2 separate regions of the Homo sapiens genome follow, and region 2 is linked to region 1. Evidence: chromatin contacts called from ENCODE Hi-C or POLR2A ChIA-PET data. All regions are on one chromosome and are shown on one strand. The core of a region is the stretch at or near the end of the contact, and the rest is flanking DNA. Distances in the headings are between cores, read along the strand shown. Region 1 has its middle 47 kb from the start of PARVA. Region 2 has its middle 69 kb from the start of BMAL1.

The links. Hi-C counts contacts between places; a loop is a spot of excess contacts on that map. ChIA-PET counts read pairs that join two places held with the same protein, here RNA polymerase II (POLR2A). Pooled maps may share reads with other maps.
Region 2: a loop to region 1 is called in a map of MCF 10A, with 7 times the contacts of the local background. The contact joins two enhancer-like sites. A Hi-C loop is called at or near these places in 1 of 168 maps with a recorded cell type or tissue (MCF 10A) and 2 of 50 pooled maps. POLR2A ChIA-PET finds 5 or more read pairs at or near these places in 1 of 52 experiments (endothelial cell of umbilical vein).

The regions. Positions count from the first base shown.
Region 1 is chr11:12,328,025-12,332,616 of GRCh38, forward strand. It overlaps a transcript of MICAL2 not described here. Among named protein-coding and RNA genes, the nearest start is that of PARVA, 47 kb to the right of the region's middle. RefSeq lists an enhancer at 2,446-2,947. Within about 2 kb of position 2,532, at least 3 of the 41 ENCODE cell types and tissues checked have a DNase peak (open chromatin) inside an H3K27ac peak, as active enhancers do.
Region 2 is chr11:13,206,448-13,211,039 of GRCh38, forward strand. No RefSeq gene overlaps it. Among named protein-coding and RNA genes, the nearest start is that of BMAL1, 69 kb to the right of the region's middle. RefSeq lists an enhancer at 801-1,358. Within about 2 kb of position 1,849, at least 16 of the 41 ENCODE cell types and tissues checked have a DNase peak (open chromatin) inside an H3K27ac peak, as active enhancers do.

The sequences.
Region 1 (4,592 bases), core at 1,282-3,781:
ACTGATATAAGGATTAAAGAAGAAATTATATTTGATGCTTAAGTTAACACATTGCCTGGCCCAAGGTAAAGCAATAAGTGGTAACTTTTCCAGTAATAGCTTCAGCTTCTTGGATTCAAACAGAACTCATCTGGTGAAGACCTACTATGCATTAGACATTAAAACACTGGGTCTGTAACAATGAGTATGATGCAGTTTCTACCTTGAGAAGTTTATAGTCCATTGAGAGGCACACATAGGTAAAGAGGTAATCCACAATACAGTATGACAAATGCTGTCATAGGAACAAGCATTAGGGTACAACGTGAACAGAACCAAGAGGTTCCTAACTGATCTTGGGGCGAGGGAAGCCATCAAGCAAGGCTTCTGGGAAGGGGTGATCTATAAGATGAGAACCAGAGGAGGAACAAGAGTTAACCAGTAAAGAGGAGATTGTTTTGGCAGAGGGAACAGCACCTGCAAAGGTCAAATGTGGAAAGACATGAAATATCTTCACAAATGAGCTAGTGAAGGGTTTTCAGGTAAGGAGTGGCTTAAAGAAACCTACATTTTCGGAAATCTTCCAGTAGGGGTGTGGCTCATGAATTGGGGGGCCCTAAGAGTTTGTTGGGGGTATTGTCTCTTTAGTTTTATAATGTGATGTCTTCAGCCTTCAGCATTTGAGATATAAAAGGTGAAAAACTGAGCACTGAAATAATGTGCAATAATATAAACAACAGGTTACTTGTTACTTAACAAGTGAAACATTAGGATTTCAATTCTTTAAGAGTCCAGTTACATGAGAGCGATGAAACTAGCAGGTGCAGACCCAGATTTCCTGAGGCCTGGAGTTCATGCAAAGTCATGCATGTAAAATTGTGAGGGCTGCTTCCAGAACCTTGCAAGGACCCATCCAAGTAAGGGGTCCTGAGGTTTCAGTTTCATTAACTGCATGGTTAATTTAGCAACTAGATTTCAGGGAAATGCTAGAGTCAGACTTTACCTCTTCTGTGCTTCAGTTTTCTTGTTGGTAAATTGGGAGTGCTAATAATACTTGTTACTTGTATTTGTGGTGAGGATTAGCTAAAATAATTTATGTAATATCCATAGCCAGTGCCTGGCATGGAGCAGATGATTAATCAATACCTGTTTGTTTTTTTTACTACAATGCACTGGATTTCCTTGCAAAGATGACCCAAATTTGCTCATTAGAAATAGGCTTATTACAAATATAAAGAGTTTCTTGCTGCCTGGACTGAGAGTCACTGTCCATCTCTACAGCTGCTGTGGGACTTTTGGTAGAATGAACTGCCCTTGTTTGGTGCTTGGTCATATTCCCAGTCCAGAAGGCTCTGGTCCTTGTCTTTGACAATCTGCTGATCTCAGTGAGAGCATTAGAAAAGAAGAGGAAAAACCAGAAAAGCCAGGGCGTGCTTCAGTTTGCCGCCAGCAACACAGGCCAAGAGGTGGCATGGTGGGAAGTGGGGAGCTGTGGGCGCCAATAAGCCAATAAGCCCTGTGTTCAAATTCTATTCCACTCCGCTTAGGCTGAATAGTCCTGGGAAAATCACTTAACCTCTCTGGTCCTAGATTTTTTATCTGAAAAGTGAAGATAATAATCCCCATATTATCAGGTCATTTTGAGAATTAGAAGTGTTGATAGGCAAAGTCTCTACCGGAGTATTGCCTAGGTTGTAGGCATTTAGTAAACACTACTCATATCATTTTACAAAATATTACTAAGTATCCACACACATCTTCTTTTAAAGAATTTGTCTAATTTTTACTGCTTGAAATTTAAATGATAGAAACCAAAATTGTAAAGCATCTTCTGAAAATCTTCCTCATCCCCAAATATGAAAAAAAAAAAAAAAAAAAAAGAAAAGAGAGAGCTAGTTTGAGTTATAGCAAAAGAAATCTGGCCAGCTTGTGATGTTTCGGAGGTGTGCCAAGCCAGACAGAAGATGGATTCCATTCATTCCCTTTATATCCTTGGTAATTTAATTCCCCTGTTAAGTTTATGGGCCTTTTTCCCATGATTGTCCTTGTGTGGGTGACAGATGCAGATCAACAAGGGGCTGGAGACTAAAAGAGTCAAGACGGGAGAGTGGCCTCAAAAGCAACCAAATGGAAGTTTTGCAGACCAGCCACCAAAATTAATATACTCTAACTTGTAATAACATTTGTGCAATAATAATATTCCTTGGTGGTTTAATATTCTATTCAGTCCCTTTAAGAGATTGCCCTGTTGCTTAATGAATGACCAACGCTTATTAGGTTAAGTTGTATTTGAGCTGGCCTGTGCTGCTCCGGTTCAAGTGATTTAATGGGAATTATTTAATAGGTATTATTAGGATAATTAGAAAATGATCACAGTTAGGCAATAATATTGAGCTATAAAGGTTGTGAATAACCAAATTTAGAGACAGACCTGAAAACATGAGTAGTCTGCGACAGTTATGCAAGGCTCCTCTGATAATTATGTAGGCAGCCTGAAAGGGGCTTTTGTTCTGGGAGTTATTCATTAGGCGGGCATTGAATTAGAGGAACATGCGGGGGTGCGGGATGGAGGGCAATGATGGCTGATGAGCAAAATGAGGCTTTGATGAGCTCCTCATTGTCGTGACAACAATTCCTGCTTTCTTTTTTTACAGCAGTCAGAAATAAGCTCTCCCGCCCCCGGGAAGGGTTTTTCCCCATTTTGTCAAGGAAAGGGAAACAAAGGAAAACAAAAATCTAATAATCCACCCCAGATGACAAATCATTATGTTTTGCAGGACGTGGAGAGAGAGAGAGAGAGACAGAGAGAGAGAGAGAGGGAGAGACAGACAGAGAGAGAGAGAGACAGAGAGAGGGGTAGAGAGAGAGAGAGAGAGAGACAGAGAGAGAGAGAGAGAGTGTGTGTGTGTGTGTGTGTGTGTGTGTGTGTCTGTATGTGTGTGTCTGTGTGTGTGATGTCTTTGACAGAGGTAAGAGAGTCCCCTCTTGGTCCTAGCTGCCCAGGTGAAGGACCAGGATATGCAGTAACCTGATTCCTGGGGGCCCTACCACCTTCTGGAAAGAGGCCAAGCCCAGCTCTGCAGCCACTTAGACTCTTATTGGTTGAGGCACTGTTACCTACTGGCTTGTTGCTTGTCAATATGATGATCAGTGTTACATACTAGGGGCATGGAATACCCCAGTCTAGCAAGAGACCACCATTCAAATTTAAATGGTCTGGATAACACAATCTGGGCTTTCTTTCAATACCTGGAATCTGATGAAAACTGAGTAACTTCGAAAGAGAAAGGATTTCTCCCCAGGGGAGGTCGATGAGAATAATTATTCCCTTATAGCTTTACCAGCTTTGGGGAAGATTTACCAGCTAGTTGTCTGCATGGAGCTTCTTGCCTTTTTTGGAGCCAGATGGTTTCTTCTTCCCGGAGATTGAGGGGTTTACCAAGAAAAATTAGGATGCACAAAGTGCCAGCAGGTGGCAGCAGGAGCACACATTATGTGAGAAATGCTAGCGAAAGCCTCTCCAGGACCGGGGAGGTAGCTGAGCTTACACTCCATGGTTTTCACTGCTGCTGAGGACCCGAGGAATAAAAATTCCTGGATAATGTACAGTGAGGTGTCCTGGACAGAGCACAGGCATTAGAATCAGACACTCCTGAGTTTGAATCCCAATGTAGTCCTTATACAATTATTTACTTTTCTGCGAAATTTTCTCATCTGTAAAATTGAATGAATAATACCAACCTCACAGAGGTGGTATGAAGAAAAGATGAAGTGAAATAATGTTAGTAAAGCACCCACAAAAGGGCCTGAAATAAAATAGGTATCCAAAAATATTCCTTCTCTTTTCTTTTATGTCCCTATTATTATAAAACACAGCTGGATGGTCAATGACTTCTCAAATTGTATTTATTTGTTTGTTCATCCATTCACATTCATTTGTAACTATACTCCCTACAAGAGATTTAAGCCGGTTTCTCTAAATATTTGTAATACATGAATTTTGCATGCCTGATCCAAACAAGGATCTCAATGAGGACTCATTGTTATCACTCCCACACCCCCGCCACCACCGCCCCCAAAAAACAGTAATGCAATAAAAGCTGTTCAACAAAGATAGCAGACTATGGGTTTTGAGGCATGCCTCTCTGACACTCTGCCACAATTTGGGAATGGGTTTTAGGAAATAGATATTCTTTAGGTTTCCTTCCATAACTATTTGTTCTCAAAAGGTACTTGAAGGCAGTGAGTTAAAGGTTGTACCCTTTCATCCATCATTAGACATGGCTGGTTGCTGTGCATTCATAAGTCAGCAGAGCAGGGGAAGGGTTGAGATCTTCTGTGATTCTAAAGGAGTCTCTCTAAATACAGGTAGCCATGAACACAGAAACACAGATAATATTATTTTGTCACATAATATAATGGGATATTGTCAGAAAAGGACACCAACCTTATAGATAATGGTCAGGAGTAATAAGACTTCAAAGTGGATGATTAAGCATGCAAGGAACTTGGGTTGTTTGCCACAACTATGTAGGTGCAAAAAGTAAACAACAAAAGTCAGTACATCAGAGCAAGAGAGTTTATTATTCACAGCATAGCAAACAGCAGGAACA
Region 2 (4,592 bases), core at 599-3,098, 880 kb after region 1:
AGAATGGAAGCGCATTCCAGAAGTGTTGGTTAGGCTTCCTGAACTAGAAATTCTACTCATGGGAATTTATCCTGAGGAGATTAATCAACATAAACAAAAAGATGTTCCTCGAAGTATTAAGCACACTAACAAAATAATTAGAACCTGCCTAAATATTCAGTTGTGGGCCGAAAGGTTAGTAAATTATGATCAATTCACTCACCTAAATATTATGAAGTAATTAAATATGACAACTAGAAAGCCTACAAGATGGAAAAATTTATTAACGTATTATTAAGTGTAAAAAGCCAGAATATAAAAATGTGTTTTCACAATAGTAAGCAATATGTAAAATGATGCATGCAGCCTGGCCCTGCTAGGGTAAATTTATTCAGAGAGGCATCCAAATGGTCAGACCAGCAGCCACTCACAAGCACCTGGGCATCTCAGTCTTCAGGGACAGTTCATTGTGGATTGGTTTATAATTATTCCTGGAATTGCATCTACATTGCAGACAGTTTCATTCCAAAGAAGAGCCTGGGCCAGCAACGAGAACTCTGTGGAGTAGTAGCTGTCTGATTCTCTGTCCCAGGAGAAACAATGAAAGGCACCTTGGCACACTCCCACTAATCAGAGGTGGGGAAACACAAAGTCACATCCCCACCTCAGACACAGCTGGAACCCCAACATACTTGGATGGCCTAGGTCTTTACCTCCTAGGCCACGTGGTCAGCTGGAAGTGGCACTGCTCTGCCTCACTTGCAAATGACGAGGCCTCTCCCGCATCAAAAGTGTACTCGCTCGGGAGGCTGAGGTGGGAGGATGGTTTGAGCCCAGGAGGTTAAGGCTGTAGTAAGTTGTGATCACCCCATCCTGAGTGACAGAGAGAGACCCTATCTCTAAAGGACAAAGAATTAAACAAACAAAAACCAAAAAAAAAGTCTAGTAGCTGAGCCATGTCCTCAGGACACACCTAGGAGAAGGAATAAAGGAATCAGTGCGTTTGCAATGGAGACAGCTCCTCCTGGCTGCCTTGGGGTGAGATTCGTATTCTAATGGGTGCAAATCTAGAATTAAGTTCTATGCCTGATGAGAGGGTTGCACAAAAGACCAGAACAAGTGAAATATTTACCCTGTAGCATCGAGGATCATTGGAACATCTTTGCAAGGGATGTAAAAGGTAAGGGTTTGGAGTTTCAGGTGTGACAGGAAGAAAGAAGATGAAGCCCAGGGTAAGAATGCAGGGGAGGAGGGGCCGGGTAGGAGCAGAGACAGCAAACCTGAGGAGCAGGAGGAAAGTAGTGAGCACTGCAAGAATGGGAGGGAGCAGGGGGTGCTTTTAGAAGGAGTGAGTTATGCAGCACAGGGCCAGGCCTGTGGGTGCAGGCGCTTGCTCCTCCAGCCTTGTCCCCCACCCAGATCTGAAGGCTCCGTGCTCTCTCCCGCTTCCCCACCATTTTCTCTGCCCAAGTGCCTTCTGCCTGCTGATTGCCCTTATCTTTTTAGACTTAGCCCAGCTGATACCAGCTCTGTGAAGTGTTTCCCGATATTCCTCTCTCTCCCGACTTCCCTCTCTCCCCGAGTTAAGGACTTCCTGCTCTAGTGTCCCCGCAACGCCATCCACAGACCTCACCACAGCAGCTATCGCATTGCTGTAATTATTTCAAATTCCTCTTCCCCTACTAAACTGTGAACTCCCTGGGCAGGGGCCATGTTCTATTCATCTTTTCACCCCTTGCATGGGGCCTGACAAATAAGAAGTGTTCAAAAAGTCAACTGAATGAATTGAAAAAAAAAAAAACAAAACATTTCCTTGGATTCAGCTGAAAAGGCAATTGCAGTAATTTGAATTGTGCAATTTCCATTGTGTCGCCTTTGAAAAACAGTTTCACTTTTCCTCCTACTACCGATGACTCATTCCTGGGGCAGATAACACACATTTCTGAGGTGCAGAACTTCACTACATCAAATCTTTTGAAAATCTGTTTTTGAGTGTTCTTGTCTAAAGAGAAAAACATGATGAGCTTTCGTAATCCCTCAACTCAGCACTGAGTGATGGAATACTAAAGATGTTTTGGAAACCCTTTGATTACTGCAAAGCATACAAAGAAGAACGGGTGGGTGAATGATAAAAATAAAACGCTAGCATTGGCTACATGCACTGATCGCTTAACAAATGGTAGTTAATGTCAGGCATTTGGCTAAGTGATTAGCCCCATTTTCTCACTCAATACACAGAACACCTTACGAGGTCACCCTGATTGTCCCCACTCAGACAGGGAAATTGAGAATCAGAAAATGTTGGTAAATTTCTGTAAGCGGCAAAACCAGCATTTGAACCCAGACCTGTCTGATTCCAGAATGGTGCTGTTAACAACGAGGCCCCTATTTCTTCTAGACTGAGAAGGCACACACTGAAGTTGGATGCTGATTTTTGACAAGCCAGTGTCTAGGCAGGGACCCCACACAGCACCCCCATCCAGGCATTTCTGGGCAAACATGGTTTCAAATGGGCAAAGTGAAGATGAACATCCGCCCTCACATGAAACCTACATGATAATCAGCTGGCTTCTTCCAACTGCCCCTCTCTGCACCAAGTGCAGCCCTGGTGGCCTTATCTCCTGTCCACCCACACATAAGGGCAAAACAAAACCTTTTCTGCTAGGAGCAAAGATTCTAGCTCACTGCTTAATTACAACTTATTGCTCCTTGTCCCAGCAGTACCATGGCAACAAGTAGCATTGGCACAAGAATCAAAAGGGAGAAGTGTTGCCTAGCAACATAGTAGAAAAAGCTTTAGGATTCTGAAGGCCCGAGTTCTAGTTCTGGTTCTGACTCCCTGGGGCACTGTGGATAAGACCCAACTCCTCTGATCCTCCGTTTTTTGTCATCTGTAAAATGGGGGCAACTCATTCCATACATGTAGGATTGCTGTCAGGATCATTATTTTCGGGAGAGGAAAATTATGCCATGGATTAAGGCAGAAAGGGGAAAATGTGAAAGACTTACTAGGCCATGACATACTTTAGCCACTCCATGAAGAGTATACATTGGTAAAGCCTTTTTGGAGGTCATTAAGTAATAGCAGTCAATATTTAAATGTAGGTACCCTTTAACTCAGCAACTTCCTCTCTAGACATTGGTTCACGAAGATACACATAGGAGGTGAAAAACTGGAAACTACCTAAACGGTCTATTAAAGAGGGACTATAATAGATCAACACAATAGAACACTACAGAAGTTTTAAAAAATGAAGGAGCTTTTCTTTACTGACACGGAGAGACTTCTAACATACAATGTTTAGTGAAATGAAGGCAAGTCACAGACACACACACACACACACACACACACACACTCATCCATTCACAAATATACACAGGAAAATGCATGTCAGAAAGCCTGGAAGGACCTATGAGAAAATGTTAACAGTGGTTACCAAATTACTTCTCACTACTCCCCAAATAGGCTGTTTCCCCGCTACTTTTGCAAATGCCATTCCACCTCCCTAAAACGCCAGTCCTCCTTTCCACCTTCTGAACCCCAGCCCATCCCTCAGAGAGTAGGTAAGCAGCATCTCCTCTCCAAAGCTCTGCTGGTTCCCATCAGTGGACTTTACATCTCCCTCTGTGTCTGTATTGTCCCTATCATAACATTGAATTTTAATTATTTGTTTATGTATCTACACTCCCCCTTCCCAGTAGTCTATGAGCTCCTTGGGGAGCAGAATCACGTCTCATTCATCTTTGTTCCAGCAGGGCCTACCCAAGGCCATTAGTGCATTGAATGGAAACAAGAGGTTAAAACATGGTCAGAAATGAGAACAGCATGTGGAAGCTGTGAGCCCCAGTTTTTTCCAAAGCACCCTCCCAGACCATGCTTTCACGTATATTCATAGCTCAGAAGGTGTGCTCCAAGGACAAGAGGAGGAGAAAGTCAGTTTACCTTGATTATCTCTGTAAAGAACAACAACAAAAAAAAGAAAACAAGAAAGTCAGAAAGCCATGGATAAGGAGTGAGCTGGGTAAAAATTGCTTGAAGCAAACAAACAAACAAAATCCCAAGAGGTGTGTATGCATGTCAGCAAGTCATCCACAATCTGGGCAGCAGGTGGCACAAGTAACCTAGATTTCTTAGGCCACTGCAGAAGGAAGCCGCAGAGGTAAGGATTTGGAGAAACTGGGAAGCTGGGAGCATCATCCCAAGCCACTCTTTTGCCTGCCTGATTGCAGTACAAGACATAAAGGCAGTCCTGTGAGGATTTCAAGTCCTAGACATCTGCCTTTCCAACCACCATCCTTCACCCTCTTAGTCCATCCTCCACCCTCTTCAGTCCATCCTTACTATGGCCAATTTTGTTATTTGCCAACCTGCCTTCCTTTTTGAGGAAAATGAGCATTTCCATTCATATCAGTGGCAGTGAATATTCATAAGACCTCTTCGAAGGGAAATGTAGCAGGGCTGATCAAAAGAACACTTACCCTGGAGGAGACAGATAATAATTCCTTAACAGATCTAACTGCAATCATGGATTGGATGTTCATCATTATTTGATTTTCCTCTTCTGGGGCAATGGATTCATAAATTATTTTAAGGGTATATGAGCAGATAAACA